Regions from separate parts of the Homo sapiens genome. Here regions 1 and 3 are each linked to region 2. A link is a loop called in an ENCODE intact Hi-C map of the cell type or tissue named here. Cell type or tissue: heart left ventricle. All regions are shown on one strand. Links, peaks and the distances in the headings refer to the core of each region. The heading gives the core; the rest is flanking DNA. Region 1 holds the start of LOC107984734 (a long non-coding RNA gene). Region 2 has its middle 170 kb from the start of TLE3. Region 3 has its middle 15 kb from the start of TLE3.

Region 1 (10,455 bases), core at 2,855-7,854, 140 kb before region 2:
GATTTCAAGCCTGTTGTAAGGATCAAATGTGATGCCAGGTGGGAGATGTGGACCCCAGCCATGTGTGTTGGGGTGCTGGGGCTTATTAGTCCCAATGGCTGTGCAAATGGCATCTGCCCTCCCTGTCTCCCTGCTGTACGCCGTGAAGGGGTTCCAGGAACTCCAGGTGGCAGCAAAGAGGTGAAGAGAATAATAATTGATGAATGAAAATAATGATAACCAAGTACATAATAATAATAAAAGTAATAATAACTGACTTTATTAGATACTGTATCAGATGCTGTTCTCAGCTTGTACAGGAATTAACTCATTTAACTTTAGAACAGCCTGGTGAGGTAGGTCCTCTCATGGTTTCTATTTTATAGGTGAAAAAACTGAGGCCAGAGAGATTAAGTAACTCATCCAAGAAGTGGAGGTGGGATCAAGTTTTACTTTTTGATGGGACTTTCCCTCAAATCCCTTCAATCTAATAACTTTCCTCACTTAGTTTCATGACTGTTTATTGGATTGCTAAAACCAAGAGTTTATGTCTGAGTGTGACTTTGCCCCTTTGGCAGGCCCTGGAGGCCCAGCAGTGAGTGGGACTGATCCCTGCCCCCAGGGAACCCATTAATGGGGTGCGTGCGTGTGTGTGTGTGTGTGTGTGTGTGTGTGTGTGTGTGTGTTATTCTCTGCTGCCCAGCCAGTCAGGAAACTCCCTGAGGACACAGGGAGGACTGTTCCTTCTCTGCTGTGTTACTCTAGGACAGAATGAACACTTAGAGTCCTAGAACTCCAGACTATCAGCACCAGAGTCAGCTGCTCATCAGCAAAGTTACTGATCCCTTGCTTGGTACTGGGCTTGGTACTTCATGCCAGGAACACAGTGGGAGCGAAGCCAAGCCCCCATCCTCAAGGGACATCCATATTTGGGGGTGGGGCTGGAACTCCGTGGGTCAATTCTTGGGTCAACAGAGTCCAGAGAGGGCAGGAGCCCTCCAGGGTCAGGAATCAGGTCAGTGACAGTGTGGGGACTAGAACCCAGGGCTCCTCCTTCCTAGAACTGCCCCTTCCAACTTTACCACCTGCCTCTGGATCCTGTGGGAAGCTGGCTCTCCTTCCTCCAGGATGCAGGTTGTTGCCTGGAGCAGCGGCTGACCCAGACCCCACACTTTTAGCCCAGGGCCTATTGGGGCCTGCATGGGAAAGGTGAGAATGAACTCACCACCCTCCCCTCTACCTGGCCCTTAGCTGCCTCCCTTTATCACCTTGTTAAGGACTTTTTCCTCTCCATTTGGAACCTGGAATTTCATTATTTCATATGTGAAGCTTAGGGATAATAGGCTGCCACTTGAAGGCTGCTTTTCACCTTCCAAGCCCTCTGCAGACTGTTAATTAGTCCTCTCTGGCATGCTCCAGTAAGTGTTCTTGGTCCAGGAAAGGGGAACCCAAGGGAGGCCGAGGGACTTGCCTCAGGGATGTGGGGCTGGCAAAAGCCTGAGGAGGAAAAAGAGGAGCCCTGCATTCTGGAAACTTCTCCTAACGGACACCTAGCTCACCTAGCTCCCAGGCTCCTTTCCTGTTAGGACGGCTGAATAACTGAGGGCAGGAGCAGATGGGAGCCCTCCTGTGGGAATATGGCTCAAAGAACTTCACAATTGGACCCTAAGTTGGAATCCCATCCCCTGCTAATTGCACGACCTTGGATGATAATTAACCTCTAAGCCTCCGTTTTCTTTTCTGTGGAATGGAGGTAATAACAAAGTGCTCCTTGATGTTGAGGATTGAGCTAGGTAAGTATCTGGCACAGAGTGGTGCTCACTAGGAGTGAATGGATGAATGAATGAATGAGTGTGGCTAGTGGTGGGTTGGAGTGGGGGAGGATTAGAAGTATGGAGAGGCAAGATGGGGACGGAGAGGAAAATAGGGACTCTCCTTCTTCCTTTGCCCCTCCTTATCCTTAGCCCCAAGGCCAGGGGTTTTGCCCACAAAGCAACCACTATCCATGATGTTGCATGGCTGGTCAACGAGGGATGGATGTCTGTCTTTGCAAGCCTTTGACATCCCCTGAAAATGGTGATATTGTCTATTTTTAACAGTGGAGAACCCCATCGATGAGTTGCCAGGTGAGAATATGTCCATCTGCTCAGCCTCCCCAGCTGGACCACTGTGAGGGTCAAAACTAGACAGTGGATGCCACAGCCCTGGCTTCAGGGTCTCTCAGACCTGGAAACAAATCTCTGCTGCTCCACTCACTTGGACAAACACTCAAGCTAAAGCAGGGAGATCCTCCCTGCCTCTCAGGATGATCGAGTTTGGTTCTGTGATGAGCTGTATATGCACACCAAGCAGCTCACTGTTGAGCTCAGTGGTAGCCAAAGCCAACAATGTAGGTGCCTGGGACACCAAGCACGAGTTGCACCCTTGGGTCCATGGCCACATGGAATGGGAGGGAGGTTGCCTCCAGCCAACTGGTCACCTACCCAGTCCTCTCCATAGACTGGCATGGGAGTTAAAAAGGAGGGCTGAGAAATGTGTTCAATGTTTAAAAGTCATTCCTAGCCAGGTGTGGTGGCTCACACCTGTAGTCCCAGCAATTTGGGAGGCCGAGACGGGAGGATCACTTGAAGTCAGGAATTCGAGACTAGCCTGGAGTTTGAGACCAGCCTGGCCAACATGGTGAAACTCTGTCTCTACAAAAAAAAAAAAAAAAAAAAAAAAGAAACCCACAAAAATTAGCTGGGTGTCATGGCACACACCTATAATCCCAGCTACCAGCTGCTTGGGAGGCTGAGGCATGAGAATCTCTTGAACTCGGAAGGCAGAGGTTGCAGTGAGCCGAGATTGCACTACTGTACTTCAGTCTGGGTGACAGAGTGAGACTCCATCTCAAAATCAATAAAATAATAAATAAATAATAAATGTCATTTTTTACATTTTGGTACCCTCTAAATTTCAGTACCAGGGACCCCTTTGCCCCCCATCCTACTTGGGACTCCTGTGCAAGTTATTTAATGACAGTTTCATCCTTCATGTTGTCTCTTCAAACCCGTCAAAAGCAGGGACTGAGTTTGGGGTGTGTCTGGGTCCCCAGTGGCTGGCACACCATAGGTGCACAATTAATACTTGCTGTTGGTGGTGACAATGTAAGGGATGGGGGTTTAGAACGTGGGAGGGATCAGAAGGACCTCATCTCATGAGGAATCAGAAATACTGATCCTGCCTCCTGTCTGTGCCCAGAAGGTAGAAATATTGAGAGAGAGAGAGAGAGAGGATGGGAAAAGCACCCATGAGAGAAGTGAGTACCACCTGGCTGGTGCTTCCACCATCTGCCCAGCCCTCTTGACTGGGACAGGGGGTGCATAAGGGCTAACCAGATATGAACAGATCCCTGAGGCAGGGTGTATTTGCTGAAGGGTGGGAGGAGCTAGCTGGTTAAGGGATGGCATGGGGAGAGGGTGCTAGGGGAGCATTCTAGGGTAGAGCCCCAGGGTGGGCAAACTCCAGAGGGGCACAAGGTAACCTCTGCCTGGGGAGATTCCTCCTTCCCTCAGCAGCCAGCATCTCTTGGGGCACTGCAGAGAGCAGGAGCCCCCAAGCCCAAGAGACTTGGGGCATCTCAACCCCGCTTCTCACAACAAGTGTGATTTGGGCAAATTATCTAACGAGATATGGCTGGAAAAGGCTTGTCCCTCCCATGTGCAAAATCCCCACTGTCTCCCCAGTGCCTGTGCCAGGCATCTGTGGTCTGGCAGCTGTGAGGATGGTTTCATGTGTAATCTATAGGTTCTTTCCACGCCTTTCTGAAGCTTGGTGAATGCCTGCTACCTTCTTCTGTGATGTGACTCCACGGTCAACCAGAAATGACACTTCACATTCACTCATGTGCTCACTTGCTCACTACTCAAACTTTATTGAGTTTTTCTATATCCCACAGTGCTGGCCACTGGAGGTTGGATGCGAGTCCCCACCTGCCGGGTGTTTACAGCCCCCTGAGGGAGACAGACAAGCAAATGAACCATGACCACACAGAGTGATCAGAGCTCAGCAATGAGACTGTATCCGTGGGTCAGCAACACTGCCTGGAGGAAGCATTAAGGTTTGAGCCCAGAGAGAAGAGAAGATACTGAGGTTGGGAAGAGAAGCTTCCATGTGGAGAGGGGCACATATGCAGGTCTGGAGAATCACAAGTACTTCAGCAAGGCCTAGCAGAGAGCTGAGGGGCTAGGTGGTCAACGGCCTCACATGCTGGGCTTTATTCTGAGGGTAACGGGGAGCCATGGAAGAGTCTGGAGCTCCAGAGTGAAATGTTCAGAAAGTGTTCTTTTTCTTTTTGGCTAGAATAATAATAACTGAGCCAACACTGGTTATTCTGTGGGAAAACACACAGATCATTGCTTAATAGAAGTGGTCTATTCGGAAGAAAAAGCCTGCTGAAAGGTGGGATCCAGAGAAAGAACCAAACAAAAGGCCAAGCAAAAGGTGGTGATGACATTGGTGACCTCAGGCCCATACCATATCTCTTCACCCCACCACCCCAGCTTTGCCCCCGTTATTTCAGACAGACCTTCCTTCCTGTTGGGACACGTGTGTGTGTGGCTGTGCCTGTGACTTGGCTCTGTGGTCACCTGCCTGTGTGTGCCACTGCCCCTGCCTCCCTGCTCTCCACCACTCCATCTCTCCAGAGCCCGGTTCTGCCACCTCCTCCAGCAAGCCTGCCCTGGGCCCCCCTGGTTCCTGAGAATATTTTGCTATATCCACTTGGAAGAACTTTAGTAGGGTTTCTAAGGCAATGTGAATGCTGCGGTTGGGCTGTGAGGTAGAATAATCAGTGCTCAGACCTTAACCTGCATAACCAAACAGTAAGCAATTTGAGGGCAGGGGCTATGCCTCATTCCTTTCGGGAGACCTCAGTCATCCAGCTCTGTGCCTGAGAAGCAGCAGGTCCCATATTAAAATGTCTGTTCAGTGGATTCATGTTTCATTGTGTGCATCCTAAACTTGTCCAGGACTACTGTGAGCCTCCTCTTTGGAATAAGTGTAGGACCCCCCTAAATTTCTGCAGGGTCATTCTCTTCAGTGCCTGGTGGCCCAGTCTCCTTTCTGAGCCTTCTGGACTTGCCAGGTACAATTTACTGTCCCTTTTGCTGGGCTCCCATAGATTTTGGTGCCTATCTCTATTGTGTTTCTTATTCTATTGGGTCAAAGGCATTTTGTAAAAAGCGTCCACTCTCTCCACCTCCCCACCCCCACACCCAGCCCAGTGTCTAATTTGCAGTAGGAGATCAATAAGTGTTTGTTGAATGAAAAAAAATGTACTAGCAAGAGTACAGGACCACTCCTTAGGCATATTAAATGGGAACACAATTACCAATTGAATTCGTTTCCTTCAAAAGAGCCATGTATCCTGGAAGATCCATTCCAGACGTCCAGATGGCAAGACTGGGGAGAGCTGGGAGTTATTCCTATTGAAACCGTTTCCTCCAGAAGGTCTAGAGTTCAAAAGGGAGGCATTTGCCACAAACAATTGGGCCAGTGTGAGACGATGTGGGTGGCACGTTGCCAAGGTCTTGGTGGGACTTTGAGCAGTTACCAATGCAAATAGGAGAGAAGACTTATCCCCAGGGGCAACTGTGGTCACCCAGAAATGGAGCCTTTGGCAACAAGGAGAAAAAACCAGGTCAGCCACTGCACGGGGATTTTCCTAGGGCTGTGGAGTGGCCTCTGGACTTGGAGTCAGGAGGCCTAGCTTCTCAGCTGGGATCTGGGTTTTAGATCAAGGGTTAAGATGATCTAATGCCAACCTTATTTTCCAGAGGCATTTTTCTGAGCCAAGAATTAAATGCAGGGCACATCAAAGGAATTTTCCTGATTTGTGAATTGTTTCTGCCAACTCAAGCTTCAGAATAAAGACCACTTTTCTCATTCTTTGAGATTTATCTATTGAATGCTGGACTATTCTGAAAAACTCTATGCCAGTGAAGCTCATCTCCCAGAGCTGTCCCTGTGCATCCTACTGTCTGACCTCACTGCCTTTGCTCACGCCCTTCCTCCTTTCAGAGAGTCATCTCCTGATATTGCAGCGTCATCCAGACTTTGTTCAATGTTAACTTTTCTTTGAAAGCTTTCTCTGATCACCACAATTTATAGTGATCCAGAGAGAGAGAGAGAGCCAATAAGCATGTAGAAGATATGGAGCACCTATTACTATGTAGTATTGGCTCAGCACTTACCATGTGCCAGGCATCGTGCTAAGCTCTCTACAAGTGTGATCACACTCAGCTCTCACAACAACCCTTAGAAGATCATTCTTAGACAATTTTAAAAATCCCCATTTGTGGGCTGGGTGTGGTGATTCACACCTGTAATCCCAGCACTTTGAGAGACACAAGTGGGAGGATCACTTGAGCCCAGGAGTTTGAGAACAGCCTGGGCAACATAAAGAGACCCCATCTCTCCTAAAAAATAAAAAAAAATTAGCTGGGCATGGTGATGTGTGTCTGCAGTCCCAGCTGCTCTGGAGGCTGAGGCAGGAGGATTGCTTGAGTCCAAGAGACAGAGGCTGCAGTGAGCTGTGATCATACCACTGCACTCTGCCCTGAGTGACAGAGTGAGATCCTGTCTCAAAAAAAAAAATCCCCATTTATGGTGGTCATTAGTGCTGTCATCCTATACTTCTGATTCTCTTTCTTCTGAGTACAACGTAGAATTTCACTTCCTGACCCCTTTGTGGTTGGTGAGGTGGAGCCATGTGAATAGTTCTGGCCAATGCCTTGTGAAATGAAGTAACACATCGTTCCAGATTGGATAATGTTTCATGTTCCTTCCAGAATGGTGACAGGCCAGCAATGTTTGCCATAATGGCTACATCAGCCTTCTTTTTGCTAAGTGAGTAGGATGAGCAGAAACTCCTACTAACCCATGATGAACATGTAGCATGAGCAAGAAATACATTTTGATTGTTTTATGCCACTGAGTTTTTTGGACTTGCTTGTTACTGCTGCATAATCCAGTCTATGCTGACCGATACACAATTTTACAGATAGAGAAATCAAGCTTGCATGGGGAGGCATGGATGACCTTGGCGAAGAGGTAGCTTGAGCCCTTATTGTGCCTTATTGTGTCCAGTGCCCTGACTGGCTGGCTGGCTGTGAAAGGCCTTGAGAGCCTGAAATGACAGGACTTGATGCTGTTATCCCTAAAGCACAAGGGAGAGTTTAAACAGGGGGCAACACAGCCATCCTTGGGCTTTCAGAAGGATCGCTCTGGCAGCTGCTTCTGGCTGAGAGGTCACTCTGTATCTGTCCACCTGGAAAGATCAGCCCTGAACCCAGTTGAAAGCCAAACTCCCAGCATACACAGAGACCCTCAGGGCAGGTCTGCCATGTGCTTACAATTCCCCAGCACCCAGATCGGCCCATCCGAGCCTCCACACAATGGGCAAGGCTGGTTGGAAGAGGGAGCTCCCAGGAGGGCTTCTCCCCATCAAGGCAGGCGTACTGGCTCCGTTGTCCTTTTAAATGACCATAAAACAGCACGGAAATGAATGCCAACTAACAAGGTTAAAGGATCCTTAAAAAACAAATGATGCCATTTTTTCCCCCAACTCGCTGCTGAGTAAAAATTTGTCACTTCAGTAAGCATTTTATTGGTAATTACAGAGTTACTTTATTTGCATATTACAGAGCTGCTAGTGGCCCTAGTGAAAATGCTTAATGTCGCTGAGCATCTTGGAAGGAATTACTCAACCCAGGGAGGGAGAATTCAGTAATTATTTCCTTAAAACTAGAATTTGCTAATAACTTTGCAGTAGATCACTTTGTGCTCCCCAATACAGCAATTAAATAATAGCAATTAAGTGCCAAAGTAACTCAGGCATAGGGCCTATCCCCAAATAGGACCTCTGCTTTATTTCCTTTGAAAGAGGAATAAAGCTACAGTTGGCCCTTTTGACTCCTGAACCACCAGGGAACACCGATTCCTCTTAGAGCCAGTTAGAGAAGGCTGGTGCTAAATGTCATCTCCTCATCTTCAGAGCAGGATCTGGAAACCCAGAGAGACGCCTAGGGTCCATCCTGCAGCGAGGAAAGGCCGGCTCTCCAGAGCAGGATCTGGAAACCCAGAGAGAGGCCTAGGGTCCATCCTGCAGCGAGGAAAGGCCGGCTCTCCAGAGCAGGATCTGGAAACCCAGAGAGACGCCTAGGGTCCATCCTGCAGCGAGGAAAGGCCGGCTCTCCAGAGCAGGATCTGGAAACCCAGAGAGACGCCTAGGGTCCATCCTGCAGCGAGGAAAGGCCGGCTCTCCAGAGCAGGATCTGGAAACCCAGAGAGACGCCTAGGGTCCATCCTGCAGCGAGGAAAGGCCGGCTCTTCAGAGCAGGATCTGGAAACCCAGAGAGAGGCCTAGGGTCCATCCTGCAGCGAGGAAAGGCCGGCTCTCCACTCTAGCAGCTGGGATGGCAGGCACAGAGGTCAGGTAAGAGGATTCTGGCATCAAGCTGGCTGGGCTTGTTGGCTGGGTCCGGCTTATCATCCAGGTGTCTTGGACAGGTTACTCAACCTCTCTAGGTCTCAGTTTTCTCATCAGTAAAGTGGGGGGTCAGCATGTGATCGACTGCACCTGGTGGCTGTGATGATTAAATAACATGACACATGGAAGTTAGAACTTTGAACATAGGAAATGCTCAGTAAGTGTGAGTTGCAGTGTCTGACCCAGAACCCACCACCGCGCTGACAAGGAAAGCCCAGGTCCCTGCCAACTAGGAGAAGGGAAGACATTTGCATGTTGCATGTAACTCCTCTGCCTGCACTGGGGAGGTGTGACAGTAGGAGGGAAGGAGTGGCACTTACCACTTGGGGTTTGATCTGCCCAGGATCAAATCCTGGCTCCACATGCACACACCCAGAGGTAGTGTGACATTGGGCCACTCATACGCTCTCTGAGAGCACCAGTTTCTCACCTGTAAGACAAGAAGTGTGATACCCATCTGAGTGCCAGGGTCGCCAGGTGACCTCTATTTAAGCACATGCTTTAGTTGCTTAGCTTCCTGCCAGGCAGATTTATAAATATATACATATATATGTATATTACAAATATATATATCAGGTGTACAAAGGCCTGTCCTTAAAAAGGATCATTACAATTTCAGACTTGTTCTGTCTTAATTTCTGATTGATACTTAATCAGCAATGGCTTGGAACACTGGCTTTTTGTCTCTCCCTCTGTTAAGTATTTAACAATCTGAAAAACAAACATCGGAGAAGATGGAACCTACAGGGGCCCCTGATCCTTCTGCAGTCCTTGATCCTTCTGTGATAGGGCTGAGTCCACTCTCTATTTTATCTTTCTGCAAGATCTGCTCCAGTGTGGTATTCTATTTAATAATGTAAAATGCTATTTCATGGAGGAGAGAGTACGGAAAGGTATCTTTTAAAAGATTTGCTTTCCCACCTCCATGGCCGGCCTGACCCCTGCCTCCAGGTAGGTTTGTGAGGAATATGCAGTGGCCCTCTGAGAAGGAATATCCAATGAGATAGAAGAGGTCCAGCCCTCAGTACAGGACTTGGCATCGAGCTCCGTAATGGCTAGTCCCCATGTGCAGCTTGGCCTTGCCTGGTATTATACCTAGGAAGTTTTTCTCTGTAGCTTAAGGCATTGGTCCAGAGTCATATTTCTTCCCAGCCTCGATGCTGATCTCACTGTTATTGATCATTTACATTTTGGCATGGCCTTTTCTGGGACCATGCTTCAGAGACGTCTTGTGTCTCAGGGCCAGGAGAGGGGAAGAAGTGCATCAGGTTCTAGCATTAGCGGATGTAAACAGAGAGAGAATGCTACCTTTGACGCCCCTCCTAGGAACTTTGGCCCCTATTAGTTGCTGAGGGTGGAGTGGCCTGGGGTCTTGGGGGCACTGCCCTGTGTGTTAGCAGTGGTAATTTTAAAGGTGGCCCTCTCTGACTAGTGTCCAGCCGATGGGGATTAGGCTGGCCTTTGCTTTTTGCCAACTTTAGAGGCCTCTGCAGGCAGCAGGCTGGACAGCTCTGGAACTGGGCTGTTTCTGCTTTATGGATACTCCTCTCTTTGGTGAAATTCAGCCTTCCATGGCTATACAAAAGATGAATTCCACATCCACGTAGTGGCTCTGCCAGCTTCCAAAGTAAGCTCTTCGGGTCAGACTCTCACCAGACCAAATGATGCCTGGTCCCTGGGCCTCCCCCTGTGACTTGGCTTTTGGGGTATAGCTTGATCACTGGCTCCTGGACCCATCCTGGTTTATTAATGCCTCCCCTAAACATAGCACCAATCTTCATTTCGCCTGTGCTAGCACTTCAAATGTATTGGTGTGGAAGCCAGCTGGAACTGACCAGATGAGCTCATCTACCATTGCCCAGCCAGGAGTTTGAAAGGAGAGAGGATTGCTGATTAAAGCGGAACGTGTGTGGGAGGTAGGGAGGAGGAGAGGCTTGGGAAGGACT
Region 2 (10,455 bases), core at 3,075-8,074:
TTGGAAGGTTTGGTTCTAGCACAGGAGAGGGAACCAGACACTGTGAGGGAAGGAGATTAGGAAGGACCCAAGCAAGGGGAGGGAGGAGAGAGTGGGAACGAGAAAGAGAGAGAGGAGACAGAGAGAGATGTCAGGCAGGCAGAGCGTGCAAAGGAGCAGTGGGGCAGGAGGCTGGGAGAGAGGGTGACGAGATGGCAAGGGTGAGGCAGGGTGCACCACAGCGCAGTCCTGGGGCCACACCCCTCCCCAAATGTAGCCTGGTGTTCGCAGCCCGGGCCTGGCCAGAGCCTTTCCAGCTGAAAGGTGAGAAAGGGAAAGGGGACCCAATGAAGGCACCCCTGCAGTGGGTCTCTGGGCTCTGTCCTTGAATGTCACTGGTGCTAATGGTGATCCACACCTCCAACCACCTGCACAGGGCGGGAGCCTCCCAGCCCCTCCAGGGCTTTGTAAACACTGCCCCAAGCACTTGTGTGTGTGTTGTCTGTGAGGCTGTGTGCACTTGGATTTGAGGGTGTGTGTGCTTGTATGAGTGTGTCCAGGGGTGATGGTGTGACCATATGTATTTGTATGTTTGAGTGTGGATACGTATGAGTGTGTGTGGCTGCCCTGAGTCCACGTGACCTCACTGAAGCTTATTTTGCTGTAAAGGCAGTTGGGCTGCTGGGTTGGGGCTGGGCCTAGGGACAGTGGGGCTGGAGGGACAGGGAGAGGCACAGTCCTCTCCTTCTCCCAAACCGTGTAGAGAATGAGTGTGGAGCTTTCCCCAAATGAGACACCAGGAAGGAGACACCTCTACAGCGACAAGGGTACTGAGGGAAGGGAGGGCAGGGACAGGGGCTTCAATCCCAAACTTGCCATGGTTCCCTAACCATCTCCTCATGGTGAACAAGTCTTCATCCAAACATGTGGTGCCCCAACCCATTCTTCTCAACCCCTCTTCTGTCCTCCCCATCTCGGTACCTGATGCCACCTCTCCAGTCCCCTGGACTAGGAGGGGGACAGCTGCTATGGGGCCTTTCCCTGGCATCCAGGCCCCATTCCCATTCCTCTGTGGTCTGTGTGGATCAATACCGGAGCATATGTGACTATTTAAATTTCAATTTAGGGTTAAATAATATTAAAAATCCAATTCCTCAATAGCACTAGCCACATTTTGAGTCCTCAATAGCCACACATGGCTGGTGGCTACTGGCCTGGGCAGTGCAGGTCTGGAACATTCCCATTATGGCAGGAAGTCCTATGGGGCATACTTGGGCTCACACACCTCTGGACCTTGGCTCATGCTGATATAACCACCAGGACTCCCGCCTCCCTTTGCCCACCTATAGAAGCCCTTCTCCAGGCTCAGCTCAGGCACCACCTTCCCTGGGAAAGCTTCCCGGTGCCACCAGGCTGGAATGCTCCACATCCACCTTCCTGCTCTGCTCTGGGCCTCCTTCTCACCTCTAGGCCATCAGCTCCTCCAAGACAGTGGCTGAGTCTTATTGATGTATTTTTCTTTGTACACACACCTTTCTTCTTTCTAGCCATCCCATCTCTCTCCTTGCCCACCCACTCTTGTTTTCTCTCCCCATCCCCTCGGTTTTTCTCTCACAACCTCTTGGTCTGTCTTGCAGGCTCCTGCATTTCCTCTCACTGTTTCTCTCTTCCCCTGTCTCCCCTCCCTCTCCCCCTGCTTTGCTGGAAAGATGTTAATTGCACCTGCAATTACCTAATTGCCATGGCAATTAGCCAGTTGCACTCTATTTTGAAGGTGCAAATGGAAAATTGCAGGCATAAGGGGTAATTTTTGGGCACAAAACTGTGCCCAGAGAACTTTGGCCTTGGCCCCGGGGGCCCAGGGGAGACTGGAGAGCTGGAGAGAGCCAGGTCTGGGGTGTGAAGCTCTTCTCCCAGGTGGGGTGGGACTTGGGGGTGGGGAATTCCCCTATAAGCAATTCACATCATCTCTAATGCAGAGCAAGACCAACCTGCCAGCTCTAATTATAGTGATTTTCATATTATCACTAGTGCTGATGAGAACTCATCATCAATACTCAGCAAGGTCATTCAAGGTGCTGAGAGAGGGTGGGAGCCCGACCTCCAAACTTTCCAGGCTGGTGTGGAGGGCTGGGTCACAAGCCTACCCCAGAAGGCCACTTCCGGGGTGCAGGACGGAGCCCCAGAGCAACAATCAGGCTGCCTGGCACTTGCTGGCTGTGAGCACCTGGTGAGCAGTGGTGCAAAGAGGCCTGAAAAGTAAATGCGCTGAATTTCATGGGTGAAGTCCAAGGCTTAGCCCCTTTCAATCCCCTTCCTCTAGGAGTCAGCACTGCCAGGGGAGAAAGGAAGCAGGATGTCCACTTCTGTCAGGAGACATGTGACTCCAAGAGTAGCCCCTCCACATGACCAGCGCCTGGCCAGCTGCCTGCTTTGGGAGCAAGTGGTTGTGAGCCTGGACAGTGGGTGTCTGGGGCCTTGGGCTTGGGTGGGGCTTGTGAGCAGTGACAAGAGATGACCCCCAGGGGTGCCCTTGTCCAGAAGCCTGCACTGGAGGTCAGAACCTGGGATCTAGCTTGGATAGGGGAGAGGGCTCTGGGATACAGGAGAGGCCATCTGGGGGTAGGAGATGGGGGCTCCTAGGGGACTGGCATCGATGTTGCATTGACAAGGCCAGGACTCCATTTCTATATGGACTGTGTGTGTTTAGGGCAGCCTTGGGGATGCTGATGGGGAGTTGGGGGAGGTGGTGGCTGGCATTGCTTATAGTCCTTGTCTCCTTAGGAAACCTGAGACAAGGAAGTCCCCAAACGATAACTGAATCCTACCATGTGCCCAGCATTGGGCTAGGTGCTTCTGGCAATACAGAGGCGACCAATCAGTGGACGTTATCCTCACTGGCTAGACACTGGCTCCCTACTAGACAGGGAGTGTAGAGGGGTGTGTACAAGCAGACAAAGAAGGTTTGCGACAAGTGCAGGGACAATCTAGCTCAGCATTCATCTACACACTGGGGAGTTTACAAATGCTATTGAATGAAGAAATGAACCAATTAATTAATGAATGGTTGAACAAGATGCTGCCTCTCACTTGAGGAGGCTGGGTTTGAGGTCCTGGGCATTTCTCACAGACTTGAAGTCCATGCTGATGCACCCCGCTTCTCCCTGCCTTTTCTGGAAACGTCCTCCAGCCTCATCTCTCCTCCCAGCCCTCCAGGGAACCCCTGCCTGTGGGATACAGCTTTCAGCCTGCGTTGCTCTGGCCCAGAGATTTTTGGAGCTTTACCTCTTGGGCCCTTGCTTTCCTGCTGAGAGGAAAGGATGTACTTTTTTTTTTTTTTTTTGTCCTAGTACGTTGTCAAACTGGCTTTTAAAATCCCAAAGCTCCAAGGCTCTAAGCAGTGAAGCTGCGGTACAAGTGACCCCTCAATCCTCCTCTGCCATGCATGGGAGTGGCTTGCGGGGGAGCTCAGAGCTGGAGTGAGGAAGATTGACTGCAGGGCTGGGGGCAGCCAGCAGCCCCGCCTTCCAGCCTACTCCACTCCTGCTACCCGCTTCCAGCACTGGCCTCCACACAGACATCCAACTAAACACAATACTGTCCAAGGCCTCAAGTACAAGTTAATTAATTCACCAGAGGGAAGGCAGGCTATAAATAACTGATGGGAGCAGAGGGGGCAGCTGGGGCAGGTTTATTCACCAGCGGTTTCGCAGTCTCTGCTCTGGCAATACAGGTTAATGAGCACAGGCCTCCTTGCCGACATAATAGCGACTAAAAATAAAAAAAGAGGAACGAGTCACCCTCCCTGGTGAATCAGACGCCTCCAATTGTAGTTTCCATGCTGATACTGTAATTTTCCTGTTCCTCTTGCTCCTCCAGGGGCTGATGGAAACGGAACCCCCCCACCGCCCCCACCCGAAACCCCGCCGCAAAGGAGGCAGATCCCTTTCTGGTTTGTTTCCCTTCCTTTCAGGAAAGAGAGAGATGGTGGGTAGGCGGGAGGGAGGGCGACTGAAATCCAAGCCCAGACCCCAGGACATGTCAAAGTTGCAGACCCAACTCTGTCTCCTGTGACTAAATGCATGTCATTGCCCTGGTCTATTCCCTCCCTCTAGATTTGTCAGATGAAGAAACTGAGGCACAGGGAGGAAAAGCAACTTGCCAAGAGTCTCCCAGGAGTGTCCCAGGAGTGCAGGAGCCAGGCCCAGCACTCCCCAGCCAGTGCTGTCATCTCTGTTCTGTTCACTCCTCCTATCCTGGCCACGAACCTACACTCCTAGGTCCTCCCCAACGCCGGCTCCTGCCCCACCCTCACTCCACCCCACGCTCCACCCTGACCTCTCCAAGGGACCTATAGGTTGGAAATCCTCCAATTCCCAGCCCTCCTCTGGCCACTTGAGCTGCATATGCAGGTTGCCAGAAGGTTCTTGTTACAGGCCTTTGACCTGGAGGTCCCCTTGACCCACCTGGCTGAGGATAGGTGTGTGGAGCTTCCCAGGCACACGCTCCAACCTTTGGAGGAGTCAGCCAGCCTATACAACGCCTTCGTGTGAATTAGAAAAGGCTCCTCCTCTGGGCAGACACAGCCCATACCAGGGCTTGACCAGTGGGCCTAGGGTGGGTTTCAGGTCCCACTTGACCCAGCCCCCACCAGGTGCCTTTGAGCAGTGCACACACTGGACAACCTTCTCCAACAGGCCTGCCTGCCTCTGTCTTCCTGGAGGCCAGCCAAGCCCCCAAAAGTGTTCCAAGAGAGTAGAACTTTCATGAAAACTAAATGAGTCTCCCCACCTTTGTCCTCACCCCCGACCTCAGCCCCCTCTCCCCAGTGTATATTATGAAAGGAAGAAGACAGACAGGAACTGAATTGCCCATGGGGACCACAGCAGCCCTTTCCTGGAGGGAGCAGGGGGCTTGGGGACCCAGCACCTAGGGGGCTAAGAAGCGCACCACGGGAGGTGGATACAGAAACAGCTAAAGCCAGAGGGCAGCGCCAAGCCAGACTCCAGTTGGCTGACCCCGAGGCCCAGCCCTGCCCCCTGCACATGGGGATGCTTTTGTCCCACTAGGGCTCGTGCCTTAGTGACTGTCACCTGTTGGAGGAGAGAGGCCTCATTCTGGAGAATGGAGAAGGAAGATGGGCAGGAGGAGGGTTGCTCCACCTGCTGGGGGATGCAGTGACACCCTCTGGCAATTCTCTGGGTGCTCCATGACCAGCCACTGAGGACGATGACCATCTGGCCACCGGTTCAGCCACATCATCATTCTGTGACAATTTGCATGGCAGATGTCAAGCCCAGATGAAAGGCCAGTCTGTCTTCTATATTCCTCCTCTCTTCTCGCTCGCTGAAAACTCCCTGCAGAGGAAACTGGCTCTACCTTGGACCACGGGGCCCACGGACCTGTGGAGAAATTATTTTCTGTGGCTTTTCTCCACAGCTCCTTCCTCCAGCCTGCCCAAGCCTATGCGCAGTGAACCCAGGCACTCTCCTTACTCCCCACACCGTCAGCTTCCTGACTCCCTCACCGGCTCTCATCCCCCCACCACCCCCTGCTCCCCCACAAGGTTAACACTGCAGCTCTGGCGTCTTCCTCCCAGGCAGCAGCCTTCTCAGGGCTTCCTTGCTTCCCCTCTCCATCTCTGCCAGTGTCACCAGCACCGTGAGGCCAAGGGGCACCAGGTGAAGGCCCTTACATCTTCTTGTCCTCTCCAGGATGTGAGGCGGGGGCAGGAGAAGGAGAGGAGAGTGAGGGGTGAATTGAGAAAGGCAGAAGGCAACAGTGGTATAGCTGGAGGCCCACCATGACCTTCCACACAGGCCCAGCCGCCCAGACTCAGCACCCTCCACAGCACGACTCCAGAGGCCCTCGGGTCCTGCCACCCAACCTGTGGACTGACGGCTGCGCCCACGCCCGCCTTCCGCCCTCCTCCCTGTCTCCACCGCAGCAGTTTCCCTAACCCTCAGAGACCGCTCCTTCCATCAGCCCCTATCTGCTGCATCCCCAAGCTCCCTCCCTCTCTCGTGGCTCCTGGCCAACAGTGTTGCCACAAGTTCAGCCTCTTCTGGAAAGCATCCCTTTCTTGGCTTCCTGACCCCTTCCCGCTGTGGTCCCACCCCCGCTTTTCTTTCACAGCCAAACCTCTCACCTGGGGGCATCTACACAAGTGTTTCCCACTTCCTCACCTCCCACCTCCCTCAGTCTGGCTGCGGCCCCCTCCAGGCCGCTGAGGCTGGCCTCTGACAGCTGCCTCTGACCTCCTTGTTGCCAAATCTAGCGGACGCCCTTCCTCCCCCATCGCACGTGGGCTATGGACCCGGCCTGGCACTGCCGACACTTCCTCCTCCTTGACACACTTTCTGGCCTCAGCTGCTGGACACCCAGGCGTCACCGCTCTCCTCCCTGATTGTGGGCAGCTCAGCTTCCTCCTAGACGTGGGTGTTGCTTAGAGGGCTGTTCTGGACTCCCTCCTCTCTCACTCCACACCCTCCCTTTTGTTTTCACATCTTCACAGTGCCTTCTCTAAGATAATGACCCCCACATCATCAGCAGCAGCCTGGACATATTCCTTTGTGGTGGGACAAAGGCAGGCCCAGCCAGGGCCCTTCGGCTCACTCTTCCCAAATGGCTTCTGGGTCAGCCCGGAGCCCAACTGGGATGAAAGGCCCCTGAGGTCAAAAGTCATATTCTCTTCCCTTCTGTATCCTCAAAGGGCCCAGAAAAGTGCTAGGCAAAGCTTTAGGCCCCTGCTCTGTTGAAAAAAGAGGTTCAATCCAAATAAAAACCAATTGCAATGTCAGAGACTTACCAGAGGCTAGGGTAAGTGTCCCCTTGGACAAGCCATGGTCCCCCAGGCACCTCACTCTGATCCGCTTCTGCCACAGCTATAATTCTGAAGCAAACCCACATGCCACTCGCTGCATAAACCCCTCCATGGCTCCCCACTGCCTGTCCCCTCTGCCTGGGCTCTCCTGACAACCTGGCCCACTCTCCAGCCTCATCTCCCATGGCTCCTCTCCAGCCTCATCTCCCATGGCTCCTCTTTGAGCATCTTCTTTGTGCCCCAGAATGTGTGCTGTTTCCTAGACACACCCAATACTTTTTGGCCCTCTCTTTTATCTCCTGACAAACTTCTAACTATCCTTCAAGGCTTTCTCTAAAATGTCTCCTCCAGATAGCCTTCCTTGATTCCTCCAGCACACAGTGGTCTCTCTCTCCCCAGCACACTCTAAGAAGTCCATGCCCAACTAAGAGCAGGTGATGTTTGCCACCTTGAATGATAATGATCTGTCTCCCTGCTCTCCCCCATGGAGAGCTCTCTGAAAACAGGCCCATGTCTTCTTTGTGCCCCCATCACTCAGTACCTGTCTTGGTTTGTCTTGGGTGAGTGGATGACGAGAATGAATGAATGAAGGGCCAGAGAGCACAGTGGTTGGGAGAGCAGGCTCTGGAGTCTGACAGACATGTGTCCAAACAGAAGCTCTGCAACGAACTGTGTACATGACTTAGGGTGAGTCATTTGCCCAAAATGGGCGTCAGTATCCTCGTCAATGCTCTGGAAGTACTCGTAGTCACTCCTCCATAAAGCTACTGCAAGAACTCAGTAGAAGCATGCATGTAAGATGGCTTTGCACAGAGTGGGCACCCGGCAAGCATTCCACAAACACAGGCTCTTGGGGTTGTCATTAATCATTGTAGATATTCCCATTAAGAGGACGGGCAAGTGGAGGGTCCAAGGACATCTGGGGAGCTCGTCCATGGGAGATGCATGCCTCCTTATCTCAGCTCACTTCTTTCACTTCCCAAGCTCATCGGGCCATGTGCACCTGGGGTGACCTCAGCTCAGTTCATCAAAACCTGAACAAGTGCTCTCAGGGGCCAAGAGCACCACTCTCCTTGTCCTGAGACCCCAACCCTCTTTCCTTAGCATTTCTCTCTCTGCCCCAAGCCTGTATGAAGCAAAGATGGCTTTATAGTGCCTTGTAAGTCCTACAAAGGGAGCAGCAGGGGCTTCTCAGAGCTACCACCTCCTCGATCAATATCTCTTCTTCCACCCTCGAGGGCTCAATAGGACTCATTCAGCAAACTCTGGAGGGCCGACATCACCTGGACAGTGTCACTCGTGGGCCTGCTGTTTATTTTCCTCCCACTTTCTCTTGGTGCCTCCAGCTCTCACCGCTAACCTGCACCCCCATCCCCAGGTGGCAGCCAGTGTGACTGCTGGCCTCCCTGCAGCCGTGACCTCGGCAGGCATGAGGAGGAGGGCGGGCTGGGGCTCTGCCACCCTTCAGCTGGCTAATGTGGAGGTCTTAATGAATATGAATCGCCTCCTTCTCCACGGAGCTGGCCCCATCAGATTCCTTCACACCTCGCCGAGCCCAGAAAGGTTACTCAGAATTAAATGTAAATCACATATTTACTGGTATGAATCAGATCATAGTGTCACTTTCTCACAACAGAGAATTTAATCACACTGCAGCCCCGAGGGCTTCTGCTCTCCTGGGGCCGTCCCCACCCCGTCGCCCTTGTGGGCCGCACCTGGGAAAGAAGCTGACTGCCCTCCCATGTCGGGGTGTGCATGGGGGTGTTCCCAGAGGCTGTGAAAGGACAGTGGCCACAGCGGGAGACCTGACGCTGGTGTTCCCAGTCCTTTGGTACCCAAGTCACGGCTGCCTTCTAATATCATGTCAATCTGAAGCTGTCACGATGGGCTAGGCAGTGCTTCACATGCTGTGGACACTTAATAACTGTTGAGTACAGGAACGTCTCTCCTAAAAGGCTGCTGGCAGTCACCTCTCCTTCCTAGGCTCACTTGTGTTTCAGAAGCCAAGGGGGAAAGGAGAGAGATGCATGAAAGGTTTCACCCATGTTGCTCTGTGTTCAGAGGCGGCGGAGTGGAAGGAGAACTGGCTTTGGAGCCAGGAGGCCCAGCTCAGAGCCTGGCTTTGCCACTAGCTCTGCCAAAGGACGGCGGGCAATTCACGGTAACGGCAGCTTCTTTGTCTATAAAGCAGAGACACGATGCAGGTCCCACCAGCTCCACTGACAAGTTGCATGTGGAAGCATTTGCCTGCAGTAAAGTGCTTTGCAAATGTCAGGAGCAATGACCATGAGCCCAGTACAAAGGTCACTGGACAATAAATAAAGGGGGCCAGATCTCAGCCTCTGATTCTCCTGCCTAATGGCTACATGGTCCTTAGGGTGAAGGACCATGCAGCCATTTGAAAACAGGCTCATGTCTTCCCTGTGCCCCCATCTCCAGGGCGTGCACTGTCTGCTCAGTATCTGTCTTGATTTGTCTTGGATGAGTGGGGGATGAGAATGAATGAATGACAGGCTGGAGAGCAGAGTGGTTAGGAGAGACAGACATGGGCCCAAACTGAAGTTCTGCCACTAACTGCATGCATGACCTGGAGTGAGTCAGCTCTCCTGCGCTTCAGGTTCACATTAGCAAACAGAAGTAATGAGGTCTTTTTTTGATGGAGAAAGGCTCAAATGAATGCCACAGAGACAGATCTCTGTACAGACTATAAGGTGCGGCACGCAGCTAGGGAGTTGTGCATGGCTCACTTCCCTCAGCCATGGCAGGATGCCAAGGACCTCTGCTTTCCTCAGGATGTCACAGTCCCTTCCCTTCCCAAGCCCATTTCTTTGGGGGCCAGTCTCCAGGCTAATGGCTGTGCATTTGGAGAGCTCTTTACAGTTTGCAAAGCATTGTGCACGGCAGGAGCATGCGGTGGACTTAGGAGGACACACTGTGGTGTTGGAGCTCCTTGGTGGCTTCCAGCTCTTCAGGTAGAAGCTTGCTGGGGATGTTGGTGCCCACTGGTAATCCACAAACTGAACGTGCTTCTCCAGCAGACATTGTCTCGGAGTGCCCTCCCCAGAGCTGAATGGCCTGGTTGGGCTTTCTTGACTGGAGAATTTCCTAACTGGGTAACTATTTTCCGGAAAACTGAGCCCACATTGTCTGCACAGGAAGCCAGTCTACATTGTGTGTGTCTCGTGTATGTGTGTGTGTGTATGTGTGTATGTGTGTGTGTGTGTTTAACCCAAAAAACAGATGTAATTTCTTCATGTATCAGGAAGCCTCCCTTTTCGCAAATGTTAAGGAACACAGCTCCCTTGGGCATAAAGTCAAGGAGGTTTCTTTTTATAGCAGTCTCAGTCGCAGCTCTGGCTTTGCTTATGAACTCGAGTTAGGGAAATTAGAATTAAAATTCCACCCCGACGAGAACACGGATTTGTCCTCCTGGGTCCTCCTACCCTCAGTGCCTCCACCGACACATATGAAGGCTCACAGAATGCCTTCTCCACCTACATGGCAGCGCCTACGTCAGTGACTCCTATCAAGGGTGGGCCCTACTGCAAAAGAGGTATGACAATGGGCACATGGCCATGGACTCCCCTAATCTTCTTGTGTACCCATTACAGAGAAGCAGTGGCCCATGACAATGGTGAAATGGCCTGTGAAAG
Region 3 (10,455 bases), core at 2,958-7,957, 150 kb before region 2:
ATCTTTCTGACTATACTGGAAGAGGCAGCCCTCTGACCCTATAAAACCCCTAGAAGAAAACATAGGGGAAATCTTTGCGACATTGGAGTTGGCAATGATGTGTTGGCAGTAATGCCAAAATCACAGGCAACAAAAGCAAAAATAGACAAATGGGACTAGAACTTAAAAACTTCTTTGCATGAAAGGAATAGATTAAAAGAGGGGAAAAGGGGGCCGGGTGTGGTGGTTCACACCTGTATTCCCAGCACTTTGGGAGGCTGAGGTGGTAGGATTGCTTGAGCCCAGGAGTTCAAGACCAGCCTGGGCAACATGGAGAAACCCCATCTCTACAAAAATACACATACATACACACAGGCACACACACAAAGTAGCCGGGCATGGTCGTGCACACCTGTAGTTCCAGCTACTCAGGAGGCTAAGGTGAGAGAATCATCTGATCCCAGGAGGTTGAGGCTGCAGTGAGCCATGATCTCGCTGTTGAACTTCACCCTAGGCAACTGGAGTGAGACCCTATCTCAAAAAAAAAAAAAAAAAAAAAAAAAAAAAAAAGAGGGAAAAAGCAACCTACAGAATGGAATGGGAGAAATATTTGCAAATCACATATCTATAAGGAGTTAATATCTAGAATATATAAAGAACTCCTACAACTGAATAATAAAAAACCAAATAACTCAGTCAAAAAATGGGCAAAGGAAAGACATTTTTCCAAAGAAGATATACAAATGGCCAACAAACATATGAAAAGGTGCTCAACATTACTAATTATTAGGGGAATGCAAATCAAAACCACAATGCAATATCACCTCACCCCCATTGGGATGGCTGCTATTTAAAAAAAGAATTGTTGATAAGGGTGTGGAGAGATTCGACCCTTGGTGCATTGTTGGTGGGAATATAAAATGGTACAGCCTATATGGAAAACAGTATGCAGGTTCCTCAAAAAATTACAAATAGAATTACATATGACCCAGCAATCCCACTTCCGAGTATATATACAAAGGAATTGAAAATAGAATCTTAAAGAGATATTTGCATACCCATGTTCATGGTAGCATTGTTCACAATAGCCAAGAGGTGGAAGCATCCTAAATGTCCACTGACAGATAAGTGAATAAAGAAAATGTGATGTGATGTGGATGTGTGTGTGTGTGTGTGTGTATAGACACACAATGACATATTTTTCAGCTCTAAAAAGGAAGAAAATTCTGTCACATGCTACAACATGTATGAACCTTGAGAACATGATACTAAGTGAAATAAGAAAGCCACAAAAAGACAAATACTGTATAATTTCACTTATTTGAGGAATCTAAAGTAATCAAACTCATAGAAACAGAAATTAGAATGATGGTTGTCAGGGGCGGGTGGGAGAGAGGTATGGGGCGTTATTGTTCAATTAGCAGAGAGTTTAGGTTTTGCAAGATGAAAAGTCCAAAAATCTGTTGCACAACAACAGGAATATAGTTACTATTGAGTTCTATACTTAAAAATGATTAAGATGATAAATTTTATATTATGTGTTTTTTACTAGGATTTAAAAAAATAAATAAAAGGAGGCAGCGACTCTGGCAGGTGAGTTCTGTGGAATTCTAGTTCCTGCAGGCCAAGCCCCCAGGCCTCTCCTCTAGCTTAAGATACTAATTGCTTCTATTAAATGTCTGTTTCAATAGCTGGGGTGATTCTTGTTCCCAGCACCTGGCCTCTGACTGATACACTCCTGCTTCTTCCAGCAGACCTCCCTACTGTGCCAATCTCTGCCTGACTGAGGCTTTTTGGGGTCATTTATGTTTCCTTGATGTTTATCTGTTTTATTAGAGTAGTGATATTGAATGTAATGATGACACAAGGCCATTAAGCATATACATGAACAGGTGACTCCACGCAACCTAGGCACAGCCTGCTACTCAGAGCTTAAGTGCTACTTGCAGATATACAAGTTGGAATCCTGACACCCTAGCTTTTTTGCTTTAGGACCTTAGGCAAGACACTTGTTTTTGCTAAGCCTCAGTTTCCTCATCTGTAAAATTGGGATAATGCTAGAGCCTTGCTCACAGGGTTGTTGTGAGAATTAAGCAAGATAACGCAGCTGGCAGCAAGCCTTCAATGACTGTGAGTGATTCTGAATGAATGAGGACACATCAACCGCTTGGTCTCAATGTGTTCAGACTCCTCAGCCTCTTTATCTAAATCCAAGCTTGGACGCTTTTCTACCTAGAGCCAGATTCTCTGCTCCCAGAATTTAAATATGTCTCACATTAATGGGAGACACAGAAAGATGGGAAGCTGGGGAGCCAGAGGCCTCAATGTTAGAAGTCAATGTTCATCAAAGGGTTCCTGGAGTCCTCGAAAAAGGAGAATGCAGAGGTGGGTGGGTTTTCAGTAGACCTGAATGTGTGTGTAGGGGGTGAGAGGTAGGGAGACACTCCTCCAAAGCCAGCAAGGGCCAAACATGCAGGCAGCCCCAGCCCACCTGCCTGCAGCCTCCCTCTCTATGGAGGCCAAACCCAGAGAGAATGGGAGCCAGAACCAGGCTGCCCTCCACAGTTGGCACACAGGGTTCCTCTTTTAGCCAATGATGAGAAGCTCCTCTCCAGCCTAATTAACTGCAGACTTGTAACTTCTAACTCAGACAAGAATGAGGCCAGACACAGACTGAACAAGAACAAAGCCCCCACGACTGTGTCTATAGGGCTGGGCTTCAGAATGGATCTTCAGAAGATCTCTGTAATACTATTGGTTGGGGTCCGCAGAATTGAGGTATAGAGAGGATCCACACGTGGGGTCATCAACCCATGGGGGACATGGACCCCTTCCCAGATGGTACTCTAACATACATGATTTTGGAAAGGGCTCCCAAAAGGGGCTGAGGGAGATCAGAAGAGCAGATAACTTGGCCCTGGATGGCTCATGGGTTGAGAGCCAGGCTAAGTGACCTGGCCTTTATTCAGGGGATACTAAAATGACTGACTTGTAGGTGTCAGCCTTGAGCTAAGCCATTTACACAATTGTCTCATCAAACTGTGTAACAACAGGGTCATGATTGCTGCACGCAGAACCCCCTCAGCACTGAAGCCCCATGCCCCAGCTGCAGAGAGTATTGGGAAAGGAAAACACTGAGCTGAGACCACTTCAGCAGAAGACAGCCAGCTGCCTCCCCAGGAAAGCCAGCCTCAAATGATGCTAGGATGTGAGGGTCCCGGGAGGCCTCGTGCCCCAGCCCTTTTGAGGCAGCTCTGAAGGGCCAACCGAGATCCAGAGCTCCCCGTGGGGTCGCGGGGACATTGTTGTGACTTCATCAAGCCCTATCTACTTTTCCCTATGCCCCATCCTGCCTCCAGGTGAGGCGCTGGCAATGAAACACTCCCCAGTGAGTCCCCTGCATGGGAATATTCTCCACTTTATGGTCGCCAGATTTAGCAAATAAAAATACAGGACACCCAGTTACATTTGAATTTCCTTTAAACAATGAATTTTTTTTTAGTATAACTATGTCCCAAATATTGCATGGGACATACTTATACTAAAAAAAAAAAATCACTCGTTGTTTATCTGAAATTCAAATTGTACTGGGTGTCCTATATTTTCATCGGCAACTCTGCTCCATCTCAGTCTGTGCTTTGGAGAACCTGACCTATAACAAACCCCACCAAATGGGCACTATCATTGCCCTCATTTTAGAAACAGAACACTGAGCCTCAAATTCTGGTCCTATGAGTGACCCTGGTTATTAAGGGAGGAGTGGAACAACAGCAGTGGATTTGGGAGCTGGATCAGCTGGATTGGGGTGGGGTGCAGAAACTCCTCAACTATTTTCACAGCCCCACCATGAACTGGGCCTACAGCTCTGGAGGAAAGGACTCCAGTACGGGTTTTCCAGCCAGCCTTCCCTGGGCAGGGCTGAACTACCCCCTGGAAGAACATTTTAATCAGCCGCCTTGTCTCTGCCTCTCTTGGCCTTTGCTTTCATTGTCAGAGTCTCTGTCAATAGCTGGAAATCCAGGCAGCAGCACAAGCAGACATTTCGCTCCTTCCCAAGCAGAAATCTCACAAAGGGCAGGGCTCCCCTCTTTACAAGGAAAACAAACAGGTCTTCAGGCTCCCAGGGGCTGGGGGTGGGCTGGGGCAGAGGGAGGCTTGGGGGGAGGGGGAGGGGGCAGCCAGCTGGCTCAGCCTGGCTCAGGCTCCCACCCTCACTAGCTTTCCACTTCCATCTGCCTTTCCCCCACGCAGATCCAGACTGCGGGGGGAACCTGGGCGGGCTCCCCTCTCCTCTGGAGAGTGCAGCTGGCTGAAGCCTCAGTATTGCTCAGCCAGCCCTAGCAATTCCACTCCATCCCTCCCTAGGAACCAGGGTGACCTCTAAGCAAATTGGGTTCTGCCATTCCCCTGCTCAGAATCATTCCATCGCTCCCTGCGGACATATACTGTGCACTTTCACACCTCAGACCTTTGCCCATGCTGCTCCCTCTACCTGGAATATCGTTTCTTCTCTATTTGAACCCATCCATTCTTCAAGATCCTTTTTTCTTCTGTGAAACCTTTGCTGTCTGTACCCCCTTAGTCAGAATGAGTCACCTCCCTCTCTAGGCTAGCATGGTATCTTTACTTGTGTCTGACGCCCCCATCCCAGGCTGTCCTGCTCCACGTTTAGCTGGGCACATGTGGTCTCTCCCCCAGGCTGTGAGCATTCATCTGACCTTCGTGCAGCATTTTCCAGTTTGTGAAGTGGTTTCACATCTCTGCTCCCTTACAGCTCTCTTGGATAGACACCATTGTCCCCATTTATTTATTTATTTATTTATTATTATTTTTTATTATTATACTTTAAGTTTTAGGGTACATGTGCACAATGTGCAGGTTAGTTACATATGTATACATGTGACATGCTGGTGCGCTGCACCCACTAACTCGTCATCTAGCATTAGGTATATCTCCCAATGCTCTCCCTCCCCCTCCCTCCCCACCCCACAACAGTCCCCAGAGTGTGATGTTCCCCTTCCTGTGTCCATGTGTTCTCATTGTTCAATTCCCACCTATGAGTGAGAATATGCGGTGTTTGGTTTTTTGTTCTTGCGATAGTTTACTGAGAATGATGATTTCCAATTTCATCCATGTCCCTACAAAGGACATGAACTCATCATTTTTTATGGCTGCATAGTATTCCATGGTGTATATGTGCCATTTTCTTAATCCAGTCTATCATTGTTGGACATTTGGGTTGGTTCCAAGTCTTTGCAACTGTGAATAGTGCCGCAATAAACATACGTGTGCATGTGTCTTTATAGCAGCATGATTTATAGTCCTTTGGGTATATACCCAGTAATGGGATGGCTGGGTCAAATGGTATTTCTAGTTCTAGATCCCTGAGGAATCGCCACACTGACTCCCACAATGGTTGAACTAGTTTACAGTCCCACCAACAGTGTAAAAGTGTTCCTATTTCTCCACATCCTCTCCAGCACCTGTTGTTTCCTGACTTTTTAATGATTGCCATTCTAACTGGTGTGAGATGATATCTCATTGTGGTTTTGATTTGCATTTATCTGATGGCCACCATTGTCCCCATTTTAAGGATGATGCAATAGAGACCCGAATGGTTTCCTGATGTACTCATCATCAGGTAGCTAATAACTGCAGAACAGGACTCGATTGCGTAGATCTTCGAGTCAAAGGCCAGTGCTGTTTCCAGGAGAGGCTGGCATTCTGACCTTACATGCAAACACCACCTAGCTCAATGGCTAGACACACATTATTTCAATCGTGCTGAGAGGAACCCCTTCCCCTGCTCTCCCCACCAACCCTCCTGAGGCCCCAGCTCCTGGCTGGGTATGAGGATGCTGGGGCACGAGTTCGACTTCCGGCCCTGTCTGCTTCCTCTTTAACTGGAATGCTGGGGCCGGGTGACTGGGAGGTCAGCTTCTGGGGAGTGCAATAGGAAGCTACCATCATTGTGCCATTGACAGTAAGGCCAAGAGGAACTGGGATTGGGGCCCATGCACTCCGGAGAAGGGGAGTTGTACCAGGTGCTTTCCGTCTCTGGGTGGCCCCAGCATCAGCAGCCTACCTGGCAAAGAAGCAGGTCTGGAATCTCCCATTTCCCATGGGCCATGCGCAGGGCTGCCCAAGTACAGGGCTTAGGTAAGGGCTTCCCCCCTAGACCTTTAAAGTGGACACCAGTCTCATCAGGGAATCATGACGGCTCTACTGTCCAACCAGATCCCCAGTCCCACCTCTTGTCACCCACTCTGCTGCTACCAGCAGGTCCCAGCCACAGTATTGCCTCTGCTGGCAGACTCTTGCAGCCCCTAACATGCCTCTGTGTTTTCACCCTTCCACCCCTCCGTGTAGTCTGCGCTCAACTGAGGAGTCAGGATGATCATGTCAGTCCTCTGCTCCAAACCCTGCCCTGTCTTCCCATTTCTAGCCAAGAAAAGCCCAAGTCCTTCAGTGGCCTGGTGGGCCACAAACAGATCATGGAGAGGACCTGTCCCCATTGTCCTCTGCCCCTCTGCCTCGCTCACTCCACTCACCCCCTCCTCTGTGCCAGATCCAGCCCCGCCTCTGGCCTTCACACTGGTTGATCCTTCTGCCTGCAAGGTTTTCTTGGCTAACTTTCTCTCCCTCTTCTTTCACATCTTGCTAAGAACCTCACCTTTTGAACATGGCCTACCATACTGGAGTCAGTCCCATTCCACCTCCACCACTGCTCACCCTACTCCCTGCTCTACTTTTTGTTTCTTTGTTAGCACTTTCACCTTTTAACAACCCGTGATTGCTCACTGTCTGTCTCCTGCAGTGGGGAATGCCATCTCCATGAGGCAGCCAGAGACTCTGTCTGTCTTGTTCACTGCTGCAGCCCTAAAACAGAGCCTTTGCCTGTGGTATGCACTCAATAAATATTTGTGGGTGGAACTGAATCTATGAATGTGGATCAGGGGTCCCGAACCCCCGGGCTGTGGACCAGTATCTGGCCATGGGCCTGTTAGGAACAGGGAGACCCAGCAGGAGATGAGCAAGCATTATTGCCTGAGCTCTGCCTTCCGTCAGATCAGCGGCAGCATTAGATTCTCGTAGAAGTGTGAATCCTATTGTGAACTGTGTATTCGAGGGCTCTAGGTTGTGTGCTCCTTATGAGAATCTAATGCCTGATGATTCGAGGTGGAACAGTTTCATTCCAAAACCATCGCCATCCCGTCCGTGGAAAAATTATCTCCCATGAAACTGGTCCCTGGTGCCAAAAGTCTTGGAGATCAGTGATGTAGATAACAGTCCCTAAATCAATGAGCTGTATAATAATTAAATCAATCCATCAAGAACATGAATGTTCTCATGATCAATGTGTTAAAATGAACATGACTGTTATTCTCAGTGAAAGGGCTTAAGGGTACTCCTACCTCTTCCTTCCTGTTGCTGGGGCCTGGGGCCCCATTCTGTGAGTGGGACCTCAGCTAACAGAGACCTGGCCTTCTCCCCTTCTAATCCCCTGCCTTCCCTGGAGAGTGGTAGGTGGGATGGGGAGGCTCATCTGACAGGGATTCCTAGAACAGCCTGTGTTTGTGTCATAGGAGGACATGATGGCCCCATGTGGGCAAGGGACGTGACCGAGGTCTGATGCCCAGCCTAGGTCCCTCTCACCATCCCTCTGGCAACTGCATATTTGGAATCCCAAGGCAAGAGTCAGTATCTAGCAAAGGATGCATTAAAAAAAAACTGTTCGTGAAATGTTTTAATATAGAAAGCCTTACATAGGCATTTTTCATTTTTATTTGGTTATGCTTATATTAAATCATTTTTGTTGCAAAGAATAAAATAATATGAAATTTAAAATGTCCTGGAAAATCCGAGGTATATGATTGTCTGTTTGCATTTTTCGTTTCAGCAGATATTTATTGAGGACCCATGATATGTAAGTCTTGGAGATGGAGAAGGACAAGACACATTCTCTGCTTCCGAGAGTTCTTTGGCTGGGGTCCGGAGAGGATGGGTGGTGTTGTGTAAGAGAGGATGTTGCTGCTGTAGCAGTTGTGCTCTTTGGTATTTATCCAAATGAGTTAAAAACTTATATCCACACAAAAACCTGCACAGGGACATTTACAGCAGCTTTGTAATTGCCCAAACTTGAAAACAACCAAGATGCCCTTCAATGGGTAAATGAATGAACCAACTGTGGTACATCCAGACAATGGAATGTTATTCAGGGATAAAAGAAAGATATGAGCTATTAAGTCATGAAATTACAGGGAGAGACTTTAAATGCATATTACTAAGTGAAAGAAGCCAGTGTGAAAAGGCTGTATGATTCCAGCTAGATGACATTCTGGGAAAGGCAAAACTATGGACACAGGAAAAGGATCAGAGGCTGTCAAGGGTTAAAGGGAAGGGAGGGATGAATAGGTGGACCACTGGAGAGTTTCAGGACAGAGCAACTACTTTGTGTGACACTTTATACATTTGTCAAAATCCAAAGAATGTACAATATCAAGAGTGAACCCTAATGTAAACTGTGGACTTCACCTAATCATGTATCACTATGGGTTCATCAATTATAGTAAATGTACTATGCTAATGCAAGATGTTAGTAACGGGGGAAACTGGGGGTGAAGTGAAAGGGTGTTGGGGAATTCTACTTTCTGCTTGATTTTTCTGTAAACCTAAAACTGATTTTTTTTAAAGTCCTTTAAAAAAAAGAGCGTCATGAAGTGTAATCACGGAGAAATGCATAGGTGTTATGGGAGCAATCTGGGGTAGGGGGTGGGGAGGGCTTGGGAGCATGGGGGTCACTAATGAAGTCAAGACCCTTGTATGTAAAGTTAGACAGACAAAGTTTCAAGTTCCACCTCTGCCACTTATCCACCATGTAGCCTTAGCCAAGTTACTTAACACCTCTTAAACCTCAGCTTACTCCTCTGTAAAATGGGGCTAATGACGCCTGCCACCAAATTATTATGTGATTTAAATAAAATGCAAATAAAGTACTTGGCACTGCCAGTGATGAGAGTCAGTGCTTGGCGAAAGAGAGCTCCTTTTCATGCCATGGTGGGTGAGGAGGCTGGCTCAGGTGGAGAGCAGGAGGAGAAAGCATGCCAGCCCGAGAAGTAATGTGGGCAGAGCCCTGGAGGTTCAAGGAAGAGCAGATGCAGGGGGTTTGGCTCAGCCAAGAAGGGCATGTGGAGGGTGGGGGCTGTGGCTGCAGAGGCAAAAGAGTTAGGTAGGGTGCTGTGGCCTGGCGTGCCATCCCAGGGAGTTGCTGTTTCCTCTTGAGGATTGATGGAAGGCAGGATGACTGGCACCAGGGAGAGCCCTGATTGGCTTGGCAGTTTAGAATGTTTCCTCCAGTAGGCACAGAAAAATGATGGGAGAGAGTATGGGGGAGGGGGGAAGCAGGACAGGAATGACAGCAGCAATCCAGGGACAATTTTTCTGGGTCAAAGTAGTGGGAAAAGTTGGACTGTGGGGTCTAGGAGCTTGGGATGTGGCTTGGGAAAGCAGCTTAGCTGAAGTCACCCGCTGGCTGGCTGTGTGACTGTAAGTAAGTCATTTAACCTCTTAGAGTCTCAATTAGTTCTTCTTTAAGAATGTCCATCTTCTAGGAAGATCCTGAAGTTGAAATAAGATAGTAAGAATCAAAGAAGTTCTGGGGGCGGGAGAGACATGAACTGTATACTGAAGTCTCCAACTATGGGAGGTGGAAGACGAAAATGGCACAGGCTGAAACTGTAGCATTCAGAGCAAGGACCATGGGGCTGACAGTGCTCAGTTTGAATACTGGCCCCGCTGCTCACTAGCATGAAATCTTGGTCTCGCCACTTAATTTATTTGAGCCTCCTTTGTAGCATCTGCAAAATGAGGATAGTAATACCTACCACACAAGGTTCTGTGGTGGGGTCACATGAGACAATTGCCAAGGGCCCAGAACATAGTGAGGGTTTCAAAGATGAGAACAGTCATTACTATCATCATTATTATCATCATCCTTGGAGGAATATAATCAAGAATATTTTTCTTTTATTGCGATCTGTGTTATCAACATGATGTATGTATCGTGAGTGTCTTGATAGTAAAAAATTTAATTTATCAAAAGAATAAGAAGACAAGCCACAGACTGAGAGAAAATATTTGCAAAACACATATCTGATAAAGGACTGTTAATCAAAATATACAAAGAACTCTTAAAACTTAACAATTGGAAAACAAACGACCTGATTTCAAAATGGGCAAAAGATCTGAACAGAGACCTCACCAAAGAAGGTATATAGATGGCAAATAAGCACGTGAAATGATGCTCAACATCATATGTCATTAGAGGATTCCAAACTAAAACAGTGATGAGATACCACCCCACACCTATTAGAAGGGCCAAAATCCAAAACACTGATACCACCAAATCCTGGGGAGGATGCGGAGTATGTGTGCACTCTCATGCACTGATGGTGGGAATGCAAAATGGGACAGCCA

Evidence for each region. A loop is a pair of places that touch in the nucleus more often than their neighbours do. Peaks named below come from ENCODE experiments on the same cell type or tissue, not always from the same donor. Only the 100,000 strongest peaks of a DNase experiment are listed, where the experiment ranks them.
Region 1: a loop joins it to region 2, with 2.0 times the contacts of the local background. A loop is called at or near these places in 6 of 110 quality-filtered maps.
Region 3: it touches region 2 in a loop (2.5-fold over the local background); 21 of 110 quality-filtered maps call a loop at or near these places.

Annotation. Positions count from the first base shown.
Region 1 is chr15:70,121,953-70,132,407 of GRCh38, forward strand. LOC107984734 (a long non-coding RNA gene) reads right to left here and starts at 8,933. Exons shown (of 2, transcript XR_001751739.2): 1 at 8,830-8,933; 2 at 7,623-8,606. RefSeq lists enhancers at 3,653-3,832, 3,843-3,892. In heart left ventricle, for the core only: no CTCF peak of the experiment used is centred there; a DNase peak (open chromatin) is centred at 5,539; H3K27me3 peaks cover 831 bases.
Region 2 is chr15:70,260,626-70,271,080 of GRCh38, forward strand. No RefSeq gene overlaps it. Among named protein-coding and RNA genes, the nearest start is that of TLE3, 170 kb to the left of the region's middle. RefSeq lists enhancers at 1,963-2,032, 2,073-2,222, 6,023-6,676, 8,355-8,404, 8,392-9,070. In heart left ventricle, for the core only: a CTCF peak has its summit at 5,139 (motif pointing left); DNase peaks (open chromatin) are centred at 5,966 and 6,326; H3K27ac peaks cover 229 bases.
Region 3 is chr15:70,107,605-70,118,059 of GRCh38, forward strand. No RefSeq gene overlaps it. Among named protein-coding and RNA genes, the nearest start is that of TLE3, 15 kb to the left of the region's middle. RefSeq lists enhancers at 2,708-3,219, 3,732-4,243, 4,244-4,753, 5,706-6,000. In heart left ventricle, for the core only: no CTCF peak of the experiment used is centred there; DNase peaks (open chromatin) are centred at 3,888, 4,208 and 5,897; H3K4me3 peaks cover 493 bases; H3K27ac peaks cover 839 bases.